Regions from separate parts of the Homo sapiens genome. Here region 2 is linked to region 1. Evidence: chromatin loops called from intact Hi-C (ENCODE). Cell type or tissue: heart left ventricle. All regions are shown on one strand. Links, peaks and the distances in the headings refer to the core of each region. The heading gives the core; the rest is flanking DNA.

Region 1 (8,386 bases), core at 2,085-6,084:
TCTATCATTTCCTTGACTTAGGCATTACATTCTTACTCTCTGAAGCTGTTATTTTGTTGTTGTTTTTGGGGACTTAATAAGCACATTTTAAAGATAAAAATAAAGCTTAAACTGAAATCAAAATACCAGTCTTTATTTTATTTTAATCAAAGACTGCCCTGACCTTTTTTTGAGATGAGATCATGAGGTGACGTTTAAGCTTTGTAAATGCTTATACATAACAAGTACTTTCAACAAAAAATTCTAACAATTCTTGATGCCTTATATGCCAGCTTAGAAGAAATCAATCATTGTTTACTTTTTCACTTAAATTTGCAGATGCTGATTAAAAGGCGATTACTATTTTTTTTACACTTAGGTCTTTCTTTAATCAAAATTGACTATATCTCTATAAATGGGAATCAGGGATCTGCTATTACACAAAAATAGATGTCAACATATGAAAATTAAATAAATGAACTTTGCCACTGCCCTGTAATTAAGTGATAAAGATTTCATTCACTTTTCTAAGGTTTTAATCATTTATGATAACTTTTATTTTCTTAAGGAAAAATTGAACTTTGATTTTAAAAATTCTAAAGTTTTCCTAAAATATAGCACTAATATGTAATGGAGCAAACTTTCAAAGTCACATTCTATTTCATTAGAAATTTGTCTACAAATGGCCGGGCGCAGTGGCTCATGCCTGTAATCCTAGCACTTTGGGAGGCCGAGGCGTGTGGATCACGAGGTCAGGAGATCAAGACCATCCTGGCTAACACAGTGATAACCCATCTCTACTAAAAATACAAAAAAAAAAAAAAAAAAAATTAGCCAGGCGTGGTGGCGGGCGCCTGTAGTCCCAGCTATTCAGGAGGCTGAGGCAGGAGAATGGCGTGAACCCAGAAGGCGGAGCTTGCAGTGAGCCGAGATCGCGCCACTGCACTCCAGCCTGGGCAACAGAGTGAGATTCCGTCTCAAAAAAAAAAGAAGAAGAAAAAAAGAAAAAGAAAGAAATTTGTGTATAAATACAAGTTTTAAGAGCCCCCCCTCCTCCTTCTTAATAAATATTAATGCATTTGCTCCTCCACTAAAAACACTTTAAGAAAATCAACAGCCATGGCGATCTCATGGCTGTGATGTGCTCAGGGCAAGCATCTATGTAACATATCCCTATTCTGCAACACCTCACCCAGCAGACAGAATGTTTACCTAAAACTCCCTGAGCTTATGAAAACTTCAACAATCATGTCAACATTTAAGCTCGTTCCCAATTAACCAGTCTTACCAAGCATCACTTCTATGAACATTTTAAAGAAAAACCAGTGAAGTGGTGAAATCAACTCTGTCCAAGCTTGCATGCAACTCTAGGAAGGCGGTTAGCTTATCTCTCAACTAGTTCTTATATTACACCACTATATTTAACATCTGACTTTTGTTGCTGTTTATAATATTACCCTTTATTTTCCTTCAATTTTAGAACCTCAGTTTGTGGCCACCTACAGAATAAACTTTCAGCTTTACCAAATTTTCTCTTCTTATGAGAGATGCACAACACTTAATAGAGAGAACACTATTTTTCAAGCTGCAATATACTGTGGTGTTTTCATGTTAGACATAAATAGTGTCAGTGAAAATGTTGATCAAAGAAATGAAATTCTAATAGGATGTCAGAAGAAGCAGATTAAACAAATGATCTAGCTGTTCCAAAGACATCAAAATGCAAAATAATTCTTTTCTGGAGGTATTACTTAGCCAAATGTAATTTCTTTAGCAATTTCAAGAAAGAATAGGAAGTGTTAATGTTAGTTTAATTATAGAAATAATGTCAAGTGACAATGGCAGGGAAGAAACTGAATGCTGATTTGATCTACACACAGTGACATGGACATTTAGAAAATATATTATATGATAATTATATAATCCTGGCTAAATTCTTTGATAGGTTTCAGTTGCCCCTGTAAATGTTCTAAAATTAAATTCAGGAGGGTATATTGTGATATTTAAGAATTTAACAAAGTTATCTCAAGAACATCTCACACTCTCATGCTATCTGCAATCCTTGAATATATGGTGACTAATATATCTTAATGTATTTTTGTATATCAATATTTTATCATGTTATTTCTTAAGACGACAACTCCAAATAACAAAGTGTTGAAAGAAAATATCAGAACCACCAATATTTTTCTTTCCTTGACATACTTGCAGATATATATTTTTATGTTTATAACAGAAGTTAATAAAGAAACATGCCCAGCTTATTATTTCTGGATTGATTGCAGAAACAGCTACTACCTTTTTTGATGATGTGGAAGTTTATGCATGTATTGAGGAGGCAATAGCTGTGATAAATTACTTCAAGAAAATAACACTTTCCATTGCCTTTCTTTTTTTCCTTACAACCTGTGTTATGGAGTGAAATGTACTTGGCCTTGTCTTCAGGAGGCAGAAGCAATCATTTGCAGAATAGGCTTTGTGTGCTAACATTTAATATTAATCTATTCCCAGGCATTATATTATTAACTTTGAATAGATGCTGACAAGTCTTGTTTTTGGAGGGAGGTGGGGCAGGGTATCGCTCTGTCACCCAGGCTGAAGTGCAGTGTTGCCATCATGGCTCACTGCAGCCTTGACCTCCCAGGCTCAAGTAATCCTCCCACCTCACCCTCAAGAGTAAGCAGGACAATAGGCATGTGCCACTACACAGGGCAATTTTTTTTATTCTTGTTTTTTTTTTAGAGACAGGAGTCTCACTATGTTGCCCAGGCTGGTCTCATATGCCTGTGCTCAAAGGATCCTCCTGCATCGGTCTCCCAAAGTGCTGGAATTACAGGCATGAGCCACCACATCCATTTCACTTTTGCTTTTTTTTTAATGTGCCATTGTTGCATCTGTTTCTACTGAAGAATAAAACAGATACCACTATGCTCTTTGTTTTCCTTTTTTTTTTCTTTTAATCACTACCCATTTATTAAAGGCTAGGTGGATTTGGGTAATTCATCACTGCTAAGTAAGGTAACTAAGAGCACGTTTATGGATATATTATATACACTGGTTACCTCGTTTCAATAAATAAGCAGCTGGTAAGTCATCTCCCAGTTTTATCCCCAACTTCTAAAAGAAAAATAGGTCGAAAAAATTAACAAATCTGGTTAGGAAAAATACACTGAGCCCAACTATTATGATTCCCTGGATTCTATTATTACGTTTATTTATTAGTATTATGAGTCTTTGCTAAAATGTTGACTTCTTATGGAAGGCCTCTCAACAGTGCTGTTTAAAAATCACACGTAATCAATCCTTTCACTCGGCACACCCTAACCTTTTTCCCTTCTTCCTTTTTCTCCACAGCTTTCATCAATATCAAACACAATTCATCATGAAAATCAAGATTTATTCGTTTTGTTCACTACTCTATCCCCAATGTCTGGCACATACTAGCTGCTCAATAAATAAGAATGAATGTGTAGTATACCACATGGATGAAGTATGGGAGGTATTCATTCAAGCACTTATCATGCGCTCTCCTAAATTACTTAACATCAGTGACTGCCCCCACTCCACCCGCTCCTCATCCAGCCTCCACTGAATGAGGAAACAGCACCATGAATGAATAGCTCATGATAAAAATTTAGCGATCGTCATCAGTGTATCCCTTTATCCCTATCATTGAGCCTTTGGTTCTATCTCCAAAATATTTATTAGATTTCTCTACCTCTCTCCATCTGCATTGTCGTGACCATTATCTGTCTTTTGAATCAGAGCAATACTCTCAGAACAGGACTCCCAAAGGCAGTCAGAGGAATCCCTTGACACAAGAAAAAACTCACGTCACTTCCTACTTTAAAGGCCTCAATGGCCTTCTATTGTTCACAGGATAAAATCTACACTCCTTACTGCAGCCTACAGGGCTGCACGGCCTGGCTCCCACTTGTCCTCCAGCCTCAACCCCCTGTCACGCTCCCGCTACGCCGCCCACCGAGCTCCCGCTATGCTGTGTCTGGAAGAAGCCAACCCCTTGCTGGATTTTACACCTTGGTACTTGTTGTTCCCTTTGCCTGGAGCACTCTTGCCTCCTATCTTTCCATGACTCATTCACAGCCTCTAGAGAGTATCTCAAATGCCAGCTGCACAGGTCTTCCTGTGACCACCCTAATTAAGCAGCCTCCCTAACTACTCTCTCATCACCTTGTTTACTGCTACCGTGGTTCTTATCACCACTTTGTTAACTTACTCTTTGTTAAATGTAAGCCCCGACAGGACAGGGACTTTGCCTCTGTATATTCACAGGGACTAATAAAATACGTGGAACATGGAAATTGCTCCATATATAACAACCGAATCAATAAATAGAACATTCTCCCTCACTTGGGTGGCATCCCTCGTCTCACTAATTAGAATGCCTGGCACAGAAGAGACATGCTACAAATGTTGAAGTGAATGAGAAAACTGAAATCTTTTATTGTATCCTGAGTGGCACCCAGAAAGATCTTTGTTCATTAATATTTGCATATAATAACTGGACTGAGAGAAAAATGAATTCATTTGATTGACATTTACTCAGTGTCTGTCCAGTGCTGGAAAGAGCATATGGCAATTTGGCTTGCAAGCACAGAACAGAGGATATCATTTCTAAACTGTTCGGTAATCCCATAAATATAGGACACACACATTTCACCAAGGCATTTGGCAAAGTTTCTCATTATATCTTGTCTTTAACATGCAGGAATGCAGATTGGATGGTAGCCCAGCTGATGGGTTTGGTACTAGAGAGTGGTTAGATGAAGACAGCTTAAGCATGTTCAACAGCTCTTTCAATGCAGCAAATATTTCTTGAGCAGCTCCGGCCAGCCAAGTACTGAGCTTGAGGCTAGAGTAATAAAATAATTAAGTGTGGTCTCTTACCTAGAAGGGTGCATAAGTCTTCCCGTAAAACATTTCAGATCTCTGCCCTGTACCATTGACATTATTTTTAAATTAATATATTGGATGGATATATACAGAATGTACTTCTATCAAAATCATATGAGAATTTTAGGGGAAAAAACAGAAGAAATAATAAATCAGGATCCAAGAGATGATAGGTATCTCAAAGGCTGGAATGAATTCTTTAAATTAAATTTAGTGCAGATATGAGGTCCTACCAATGAATCCAAAATACCAACTACATATTTACAAAATGGGGGAAATATGGAATGTATCCACTCATAAACATTCCTTAGGGATTTTAATTTACAGTACTCTATAAAAATCTATTGTGATATAGTGATCACAGAAACTAGTTTCACCTTCTGGTGTATTTACAAGGAAGTAATCAGCCTGTGCTCAGACCACACTTAAGACTACTGTGTTTGAAGGCACGCACCACACTATAAGAAAAGTTCAGAGGAGGCGGTCGAGATGGACACGAGGATCCTTGCTGCAACAGCCAATGGTGTTGCTAAAACACTGACACTAATGAAGAATTTGTGGAATGTTAAGAAAGTGGGGGGGTTGCAGGGGGGGGTGGGTGACAGAGGAAGTCATTCTACAAAAAGGTACTTGCAGATGCATGTTTATAGCAGCACAGTTCCAGGTTGCAAAAATGCGGAACCAGCCCAAATGCCCATCAATCAATGAGTGGATCAAGAAACTGTGGTATGTGTGTGTGTGTGTATACACACACACACACACACACATACACATACTACTCAGCCATTAAAAGGAATGAATTAATGGCATTTGCAGCAACCTGGATGGGAATGGAGATGATTCTTCTAAGTGAAGTAACTCAGGAATGGCAAACCAAATATCGTATGTTCTCACTCATAAGTGGGAGCTAAGCCATGAAGATGCAAAGGCCTAAGAATGACACAGTGGACTCTGGGGACTCAACAGGAAAGGATGGGAAGGGGGTGAGGGATAAAAGACTACAAATTGGGTTCAGTGTATACTGCTTGGATGATGGGTTCACCAAAATCTCACAAATCGCTACTAAAGAACTTACACATGTAGCCAAATATCACCTGTTCCCCAAAAACCTATGGAAATAAAAAATTTAAAAAAAGAAAGTGTGGGTGAATGGTAGAGAAGGAGGGAGCTAACTGTCCATAAGTATTCAAAGAGCAGGTATGCAGAAGAAATAGTAAACCTGTTTTACACGATCCTAGGGCACAGGACTAGGAAACTACATGAGGACAGATTTTGATTCACCATAAAAAGGCCTGACTATCAGTGCTGTCCTGCGAAAGTGAAGCATCTCGTGAGGAAGTCAGCTCTCTATCAATGACAGGTCTCCCACGGCCACTGGGACATCCTCTGGACAAAGACATCAGACTCAGGACTTAAACGCTGCATAGACAGCAGATTTCTAGACCCTATGTCCTTGACATTTTATGATATAATGAAAAGGGAACTAAAAAATAAGGAAGTATACATTTTCATTCACTCAACCAATGCTTGCTATGGCTAGGCGCTGTTTTAGGCACCGTGGACACAGCAGCTAACTTAGGCAAAGTAATCCCAGCATTTTGGGAGGCTGAGGCAGGCAGATCACGAGGTCAGGAGTTCAAGACCAGCCTGGCCAACACAGTGAAACCCCGCCTCCACTACTAGTACAACAATTAGCCAGGCGTGGTGGCAGGCGCTACTTGGGAAGCTGAGGCAGGAGAATCGCTTGAACCCGGGAGGCGGAGGTTGCAGTGAGCCAAGATTGCATTACTGCACTCCAGCCTAGGCAACACTGCGAAACTCTGTCTCAAAAAAAAGTATGCTTGTGAAGCATACATTCTAGATGGTTTGGGACAAAATGAAACACAAGCATAAAACACCAATCTTTGGGTTTGAGAGGATACTTGGTGCTAGTTTGAGGCAAAGCTACACCTGAGGCATTCACACTTTAATTTTGTTTATTTATTTTTAAATTTTATTTATTTGTTTTTTTGAGATGGAGTCTCATTCTGTGGCCCAGGCTGGAATGCAGTGGTGCAATCTCGGCTCACTGCAAACTCCAGCTCCCAGTTTCAAGTCATTCTCCTGCCTCAGTCTCCTGAGTAACTGGTATTACAGGTGTGCGCCACCATGCCTAATTTCTGTATTTTTAGTAGAGATGGGGTGGGGCGGTTTCACCATGTTGGCCAGAATGGTCTCAAACTCCTGACCTTAGGTGATCGGCCAGCCTCGGCTACCCAAAGTGCTGGGATTACAGGCATGACCCACCACGCCCAGCCCACACTCTATTTTTTATTTATTTATTTATTTTCATTTTTATTTATTTATTTATTTATTGACAGAGTTTTGCTTGTCACCCAGGCTGGAGTGCAGTGGCACAATCTTGGCTCACCGCAACATCCACCTCCCGGGTTCAAGCGATTCTCCTGCCTCAGCCTCCTGAGTAGCTGGGATTACAGTCACCTGCCACCGCTCCCGGCTAATTTTTGTATTTTTAGTAGAGATGGGTTTTCACCATGTTGGCCAGGCTGGTCTCGAACTCCTGACCTCAGGTGATTCACCTGCCTCAGCCTTCCAAAGTGCTGGGATTACAGGCGTGAGCCACTGTACCTCGCCTCCACACTTTATTTTTAAGCTGGAAGTTATCATAGATAGAGCCATTTGTTACAATAACTGCAGTAGACCTTTTGCCTTTATTCCCGCTATATGTTCTCCTTTCCTTTCTAACCTGTGGCTTCCACTCCTCACCACTGCAAAACAATTTACAATTAATTGCTTATACTGCAATTATTAATAAAATATATTTTGCCATTTACTAAACTATTAGATATGTTTTCTGAGTTTTTACACATTAAAACTTTCCACAGTAAACATTATAAGTGTTCATTATTAGAATTCATAAATTATACAGAAGTGCAAAAACTAAAGGATGTATCTACTTCTGTTACTTTCACAGAATAATCTATGCATATGTACTAATACAGATTTAGACATATGTTATCCCAAATCTGGTAGTACTTTTGTAGCTTTTCATTTTATTCTAGTACTAAAATTATTAGAACACTAGTCTTTTTGGAATTGATTTTTAAAGTCCCCTAATTGGAATTGCAGCCATCTTTTTGGTCTGTCCTCCGATTGAAGAAGATCTAACAGTGCAATCATCATATGACACTTAATAAGCATCCTTGCTGGGCACCTGGTCCATAAGAACATTGAGAATAAATACTTTCCTGACATTCAGTCAGATTGATTGATGCACATCAAGTCAATGACACTGGGGAACGCTTTGTGGATGGAATGACTACATAATAACAGGAAAACTCTAGGAAGATACACTTAATGAATCCTTATTGATCTAAATACACCTAAAACTTGTTTGTAACTTTAACCTCTGCCACATTATAGAGGAAGACATTCCAAACTCAAACTTTTTTTTTATATACTTTAAGTTCTAGGGTACATGGGCACAACATGC
Region 2 (8,386 bases), core at 2,879-6,878, 280 kb before region 1:
CTAAATAACTATTGTATTATTTGAAACGTTCAAGTAAACTAAAGTTTTGTGAAAACTGCTTTTCACCTACTTCTAAAATGCATTATTATTGGGTCATTTCTGACACCTTTTTTTCTTTTTTTTGGTGCTTTTCTGCCGATTTGAAGAAATAATGATAAAAAAGAATTTCTATAAATGTAAGGATACTTGGTTAATGTATATTTGCATTTCATTGACAAAATAACATTTTCCATAACCATGTGGTCTCAAGCAGATAAATTCCTGTCCAGAAGCACGGTGCTACCTTCAGCATTTAAATGTCGGGAGGCCCAATGTGTTCTCACATTGAGAACCACATGCATTGGAAGGTGGCTGCTATTCAGATAGGGAAGATGTAAGAGGATGGAGAACAAATGAGGTCCTAAGGAGACATGTAAGGCATTGGGAGTTCTTCTGCTGCAGAACCCAGGCTGCAGCCCAAAGGGATCTGAGAGACAGCTGCTACTGACAGGGAACTCACACAGGCCACATGGAGCTGTTTCCCTGCCATCATCATCTTCTGGTGGGTCTCCTTGCTGACCCACTCTGAGGATAAGAAGGTGAAGGAGATGTCCTTGACAGATGGCAGCCTATGAAGTAGGTTTCTCTGTGTAAGAAAGTCACCTCCCCTCCTGTCTTGGTATGGGGAGGGAAAGACTGTAAGCCTCTCTGTCTTATAAAAATCAAAGATTTGTGGTTCCAAAATTATATGCCAAAGTATACATCTTGGAAGGAATTCAATATGGTGATAAAACTATAAGTTGGGAAACTAACAACCTTGGTCCTAGTCCCAGATCTGATCTGTCACTGCTGACTGCATGACCAAGGCAAGGCCTGTCTGATTTCTAAGCTTTGGGCTCAATAGCCATAAAACTTTACTAACACTTGAATTGCCGCAGTATGCCGCCCCTCGATCCCTACCATACACCCCATTTATGCAATAGCCAAGTAACTTTTTTCCAGCTCTTTCTTCCTAGTTTTAGAAAAATACACTTACTAGTTCTAAAAATCCAAACAGGTGCACCTGACTGCCCCAGGGAGAATCCCCTGAACTAGTGCTATCTAAGAGAATTTTCTGTTGACAGGAATGCTCTAAACTACAATGAATGCAGCAGCCTCTAGTTGCAACTGCCCAGTGAGTCCTTGAAATGTGGCCACTGTGGCTGATAATCTGACTATTTAATTTTCTTTAATTTTAATTCATGAAAATTTAAAAAGTCATATGTGCCTAGTGGCTGACATATTGGACAGTACAGCTCTGTATCAACTTTTGCTAATTAATGTACATATCCAGGATCTTGTACTTTATTTGTCCTTTTAATCAATCAAATCCAATATTCAATAAGCAAAAATTACTGATTGCATAATAGGAGGCTTCACAAAAGGGCAGAGTCTAGTGAAGTAAAAAACATCCACTGTCCTCTCTTTCTCTTGATTACTTCCAACATTTACAAATTTGGGCTTGCCCCGCTGATATGGTTTGGCTGTGTCCCCACCCAATTATTAGTTCCCATAATCCCCATGTTTCACAGGAGGGACCTGGTGGGAGGTAACTGAATCATGTGGGCGATTTCACCCATGCTAGTCTCATGATAGGGATTAAGTTCTCATGAGATCTGATGGTTTTATAAGGGGCTTCTCCCTTCGTGCGGTTCTCATTTCTTCTCTCTCTTGCTGCCCTGTGTAGAAGGACATGTTGCTTCCCCTTCCACCATGATCGTAAGTTTCCTGAGACCTCCCTAGCCATGCGGAACTGTGAGTCAGTCAAACCTGTTTTCTTTATTATGACCCGGTCTCCGGTATTTCTTCATAGCAGCGTGAGAACGGACTAATACATCCAGCCTCCTTTGACTTCCCTTTTGCTGATCCCCACTGAAGTTAAAGATGCACATTTCACACGTGCTTTAAAGATTCTGAAATCTGCATGTTTGGAGTAGGCCAGGCAATATTGAGAAGTTTTGGTATATAAACCTTTGAGAAACTTAAAGTAAACCAATTTTCTCCACTTTTTAACAATACGAGTTTCTGTCTCCTAAATGAAGCATTTATTTCAAAACTCTTATACACAAAACTGTAATCTTAAAATAAGGGTGGGGGGGTGCTCCTGACTGCCTTGGTCTTCTGTTCTGACTAATCTTAACAAAGAAAGCCTCATCTAATAAAGACAAAAGTGGCATCGTTATGAAACTTGTATTGGGCTCTGCTTCTGAACATATATACTGGCATTTTCCTAGATTTGTGATATTATTTAGTACATATTTCACCTAAACTATGTATTCCACAGCACATTTTCCAATGTTATGGATATTTTTTCTAAACTCATCTTAATTTTCCAAGTTCAATACAATGCATAGCCATTTGAAAATAAATGCCCACTAAATTTCAAGCTGTACAAGGTAAACTTACTTTTTCCCCCCACTAAATGATAAACTTGAGTAATATATAGAACCTAACATTTGTGCCAATTCACTCTCCTGCCACCCCTTCTTCAAAATCATAGGTTTCCAAATAAAGGAAACAAAAACTTACGGCTGAATACCCTGCTCCAAATTAAACATAAAGTAATCAAAGTCATTATTAAATGTTTTTCATGTTGTCGAAGGAAACAAAACAACAGGAAGGACAAGAGTTTAGGTCAAGAGGTTCCGGTGTTATCTGCGTCCTTCATTATAAGTGATTTCAAAATCTTTTTCCCTCCAGGAAAAACTAGTGAGTAACAGCTTAGTCTAAATGACAGCAGCTCTGTGGTACGAAGGGTCCACATTTCAGCTAATTTTCAGCTCTTCTTATCCTGATACCATGAGATGGAATTTAATAGATGGCTGGAACATCTATAACATGACATTTACCAAAGGATGTGTCAGCGGCATCCATGGCCTCAACAAAGATGGAGCCTTCAAAACATAAATCAAAGAAAAATATAAGAACATCTTAGAAGAAAAGGATGACAGTGATCCTGCACATTTAAAATATTTTAAATGCCTTAGGGACTCTACGGAGCAAGTAGTGTTAAAAATAATGATGTACCAACTAAAGATATTTAGCTCCCTGTTAAGAGAAGAGGCTATGTAGCAGAAGGAGAAAATCTTTAGATTTTTTTTTTCAAAACATGTGGTTTGAGAGCCCACCTCACACTGTTCCTTTGGTAATTCTCTTATTCTCTGTGAACCTTGTATAGTTTTCTTGGGTGTAAAATAGTCACAGGATTCCCAACCTTACCCAATTCACATGGTTATTAAATCAATAAAGACAATGTGTGTGAAAATACTTTTTGAGCTGTAAAAGGCTCTACATGAAAAGCTTATGTAATAGAATATTAAATTGGAGGTTTCAATTAAAGCCAGATACAAGAGATACTATAAACCAAAAGAGGTGCTGATTGCCTATGTGAATTTACAAATCTAAACATCACTGACATAATTTTTTTAACAGACTTTTTTTTTTTTTAGCAGTTTTAGGCTCAAAGCCAAATCAAGCAGAAAGTACATCCTTTTCTTCCAAACATGGGCTATTTTGAAACATCTCATGAACATCATATTTATAGATTGGTTTGTTGGAGTGAGTGGAGATAATGTTTGAAGGTGAGATAATGTTTGAAGGTGATTTCTTTGTGGAAGAAAAGGGCTTCTATGGAAAGACTCCACTCAGAGAGCTTGATATGGCTCTTCTAGAGTTAAGGAGAAACAGTGATATGATTTGGATCTGTGTCCCCACCCAAATCTCATGTTCAATTGTAATCTCCAGTGTTGGAGGTGGGGCATGGTGGGAGGTGGTTGGATCCTGGGAGCAGTTTCTCATGAGTGGCTTAGCGCCATCCCTCTGGTGCTGTTCTTGGGATGGTGAGTGAGCTTTCACAAGATCCGTTTGTTTAAAAGTGCGTAGCACCTCCTCCTCACTCTGGACAGGTAAAACATCTCACATCTCCTTTGCCTTCTGCGGTGACTGGAAGCTTCCTGAGGTCTCTGTAGAAGCATAAGCCACTATGCTTCCTGTACAGGCTGGAGAACCATCAGCCAATTAAACTCCTTTTCTTTGAAAATTACCCAGTGTCAGGTACTTCTTTACAGTAAGGCAAGAAAGGACTAATACAGAGAGTGAGTTCAGGTCTGACCCGAGTCCCACTTGATAATGTTAAAGGCTAGCTACTTTGTTGGTATAGTTATATTGGGTTTAGTCTGTGATCCCAGAGTTTGTTAAAACAAAATATGTATGAGAATGCCCAATGGAAAATGAAAAAGAGCTGCACTGAAACCACTTTAGTTTCTACCCAAGATGTCCTGGAAGACCAAGGAGACTCCAACAGAGAAAATCGGGGTGGATAACAGTGAAAAACCAGCAGCTGAGAAAGAAGTGATCACCGGAGGAGGAACATCAGTATATGCTTGGAGGTGAAGCAGACATTTCCTCTGGTGACCTCTAAACAACTTGTACAGGAGCCAATGAGATAAAGTTTGCTTTTCACACTTCCTACACTTGACAGCTTAAACATATCCCATGACAGTGTCAGCTGAGTGAGAACTTTCCTGTGCCCTCTTGCTAAGCTCCTAAATTGTGCTTCAACACTGAGGTATCAGAAACAGAAGAGAGCAAAATGGCAGTGCAGGGGAGCAAGTTCAAGGTGGGGAAGGACGGAGGATGCCCCCCACCCCAATATACACCACCCCTCCAGCAAGTGCCCAGCCTAATGCAGGCCCAGCAGGAGTACATGGCAAGCTTTTTATTTGTTTAGTTGGTTGTTTTCAAGAGACTGGACACTACTATGTACTGAAATAAAGCTGTAATTGAAACTTAAAGTTATCCATTTGGCCCTGGGAGAAAATCTATTAATATAACATGACATTTACCAAAGAATGTGTCAGCAGCATCCATGGCCTCAACAAAAATGCTATCTGCCAGGAGGACATGGAAACTCCTTTAGAGGAGACAAAAGAATCCTCAGTAAAAGGAACCACCACCAGATACAGCGTGATGGGTTGTGCAGTTGAAGCTACAAAAGGTTTGTCTTGGACATTAATATGGTTTGGCTGTGTCCCCACCCAAATCTCATCTTAAATTGTAACTCCCACAATTCCCACGTCATAAGAGGAACCCAGTGAGAGGTGCTTGAACTATGGGGGTGGGTTTTTCCTGCACTGTTCTCATGATAGTGAATGAGTCTCATGAGATCTGATCATTTTAAAAAGAGGAGTTCCCTGCAAACTCTCTTTTTGCCTGCCACCATCCATGTAAGACATGACTTGCTCCTTCGTGCCTCTCACCTTCCACCAGAAGTGTGAGGCCTCCCCAGCCGTGTGGAACTGTAAATCCAATAAACCTCTTTCTTTTGTAAATTGCTCAGTCTCGGGTATGTCTTTATCAGCAGACATACAGATATACCGGGAGCTGCTTTACAAAAATCACCAGTAGGCATGAAATTTCCAGTGGCTCAACACGTCCCACTATGACCAACCCTGGTGATAAGCTCAGTGTCTGACACAGTGGCTGCCACACCTGCTCGCTCTGAATTGTCATTTCCAACCCTGCCTCTTCATTCTCCAACCTGAACACCAACATCATTCCACAAAGAAGGCCCTGTGTACACTCTGCCTTTTCCTTCTCTACAGTCAGTACTGGATCAATGTCCACATAGGCCCTATCCACAACCCAACAGCAATCTCCTGGTCCTACTTAAGAGCACATTCACCTTCTAATTTCAGGATCTTCTTTCATAGTCTTGCCATACCTTTCGTGGCTCCAACGCTGTTCTTTGAAAAGAAAACTTCTTTGAGGCAGGAGAATACTCTGTCCCTTTTTAATGCTTGAATCGTAAGTTTAATACAGAAGGAAAGCCCTAGGAAGTAAATCATTGTAGCTGCTTTAAACATTTGAAGAGCCTACAGGTGGAACATTCCTTAGATTTCGTTTTTTTTTTTTTTTTTAAATAACAAAACTAGAAGAATGGGTGGAAACATTTAGGTCAGATAACTTTCTCTCAAGCTCTTTAACAATGAAAACAGTTTTGTGAAAAGCAATGATTATTCCTTTACTCAAAGTGCTCTAGCAAAGTCAGATGACTACAAAGCAAGCATGTAAGAGTAATTATCTTCTATAGGAGGGAATTGAGATTAGACGACTGCAAAGTTGATTCCTATTCTAATTATCTTCTATAGGAGGGAATTGAGATTAGACGACTGCAGAGTTGATTCCTACTCTAATTACCTTCTATAGGAGGGAATTGAGATTAGACGACTGCAAAGTTGATTCCTATTCTAATTATCTTCTATAGGAGGGAATTGAGATTAGATGACTGCAAAGTTGATTCCTATTCTAATTATATTCTATAGGAGGGAATTGAGATTAGACAACTGCAAAGTTGATTCCTATTCTAATTATCTTCTATAGGAGGGAATTGAGATTAGACAACTGCAAAGTTGATTCCTATTCTAAGTATCTTATATCGGAGGGAATTGAGACTAGACAACTGCAAAGTTGATTCCTATTCTAATTATCTTCTATAGGAGGGAATTGAGATTAGATGACTGCAAAGTTGATTCCTATTCTAAGATTATGGATAGGCCAAGGTATACAATGACTATTATATCATTCATTATCATAGTCATTGTATACCTTGGCCTACCATTAATTTACTTCATGAAACATCTTAAACATCAAATAATAATAATAGTAATAAGAATAAAAATATCTACTATGTGGCAGGCACTATGCTAAGCACCAAAGTATGGTCCCTGCCCCAAGGAAATGAATCTAATAAGGGAGCCCAGAACAGGGGGACCCAAATAATCAAGACTTAATTTTTTGGTCATACTCCATTTATTTCATGAACTCTGTTTATGCAAAGTTTATATTTTTATGATAACATTGAACAATAGACATATTATGTCATATTGGTTTATACTGACCTTTACCTAAAGTACTTTAAATAAAAATATCCTATTCAGAGACAAAGACAAAGAGCATGGTTCTCATTTGTTTGTAGCACATTATGGGAGGAGTAGAGTTCATTTCTCCATGAGATACTACTGCTAGCTTTAAATTATGGCCATCTCTGAGTGTACGCTTATTAGCATGGCATTCTAAATTAATATGAAATTCTGTATGCACAACTGAAGATTCATAACACATTAAAAAAAATAGGGTCATTCTGACACTAGACAGAAATATAATTCTTTGAAACTAGCCGTGGGAGAACCCGTAGTTCAATCATACCAACAAATGACTGAAGGGTTTTAATCATACTCAGAGATTCAAGTGGACCATGCCCAGTGCATGCCATAGACTCTGGCATCAGTGAGTATCGTGCCCTACAACAAACCCACTTGGCTAACTAGTCACTTTACAAATCATATTCTATGAGCATTTCCCTTTTAATTTTCATAATTTCCTTTTTCCCAGTACGCAATACTCTTCCATTTTCTTTTCAGCAAGGGAAAACTCCATGTTTCACTTCTAATCCAGTTCTAGAATCTTAATCCCCACTTTAGAAAACAGAGTCCAGTGAATTTTACTCTTTTCAGGGAAAGCCTGCAGAGTAAGTGTCAACTCTCCCTCAACCTTATAAGAAAACTAATGTGACTCAATGTGAGTGCTTTCAGCAAGAATCTGAGCTCAAGTTCCCCAGATTAAACTCTCAGTTTGGTTTCTTTCTCGCCGGGTGACCCAAGTAAAGTCAATTAACCTCTCCGTTTCCCACCCGGCTTTACTGATGCATTTACGCAGGTAGCTGGATATTCCCAGATGGAAGAGCATGCACGCATACATTCATAATGCAAACTCATATCACAGTACTGGTCTGTACTGGCTTGCCTCATTCTGAAGCAGTATTTTCAGGGAGACTCCCCTGCCCCGCACATTTTATCACTGTAAGATAAGATATTTGTTTCTTATAAAGCATCAACAAAGGATCTACTATGTAGGAAGAAAAGGCTACTAAATTCTATTTATGTTTCCCCAGTGAGATTTTTGAGCCATTCGCTTCTTAAGCACATAAATTAACCCACTGCCCTACAGATGTAGTTTTTACTTCCACAAGTCTTGATAAAGCTCCTCAGTGCTCAAACGGATAATATGTCAGTTTCACTCTGCAGAGACTCAGGAAGGTACATCTATGTGTAGAAACAGGCACTGGAGAAAAGTAGCATTTCACACACAAAAACAGTTTCAAGGCTAGCCAAGTCTAGTACAGGCAAAGTGATACAAATAGGGCATAGAACAGCAGGGTTTCCACGCAGGAAAGAAACTGATGAGTTCAGGAAAGTGGGCTAAAACGGTGATGCATTTACAAATGTGATAGTCGCTGATCATTGCCAACCCAACGTGCTTCTCACCCTCTGTCCTTGCTCATAGGAATCCGATTTTTTTTGGAGATGGA

What was found. A loop is a pair of places that touch in the nucleus more often than their neighbours do. Peaks named below come from ENCODE experiments on the same cell type or tissue, not always from the same donor. Only the 100,000 strongest peaks of a DNase experiment are listed, where the experiment ranks them.
Region 2: it touches region 1 in a loop (5-fold over the local background); 8 of 110 quality-filtered maps call a loop at or near these places.

The regions. Positions count from the first base shown.
Region 1 is chr6:162,463,871-162,472,256 of GRCh38, forward strand. All of the region lies in intron 1 of PRKN (parkin RBR E3 ubiquitin protein ligase), which reads right to left. Among named protein-coding and RNA genes, the nearest start is that of LNCR-SMAL, 230 kb to the left of the region's middle. RefSeq lists an enhancer at 3,385-3,886. In heart left ventricle, for the core only: no CTCF peak of the experiment used is centred there; a DNase peak (open chromatin) is centred at 3,950; H3K27ac peaks cover 2,986 bases.
Region 2 is chr6:162,182,860-162,191,245 of GRCh38, forward strand. All of the region lies in intron 4 of PRKN (parkin RBR E3 ubiquitin protein ligase), which reads right to left. Among named protein-coding and RNA genes, the nearest start is that of LNCR-SMAL, 48 kb to the right of the region's middle. In heart left ventricle, for the core only: no CTCF peak of the experiment used is centred there; no DNase peak of the experiment used is centred there; H3K27ac peaks cover 3,865 bases.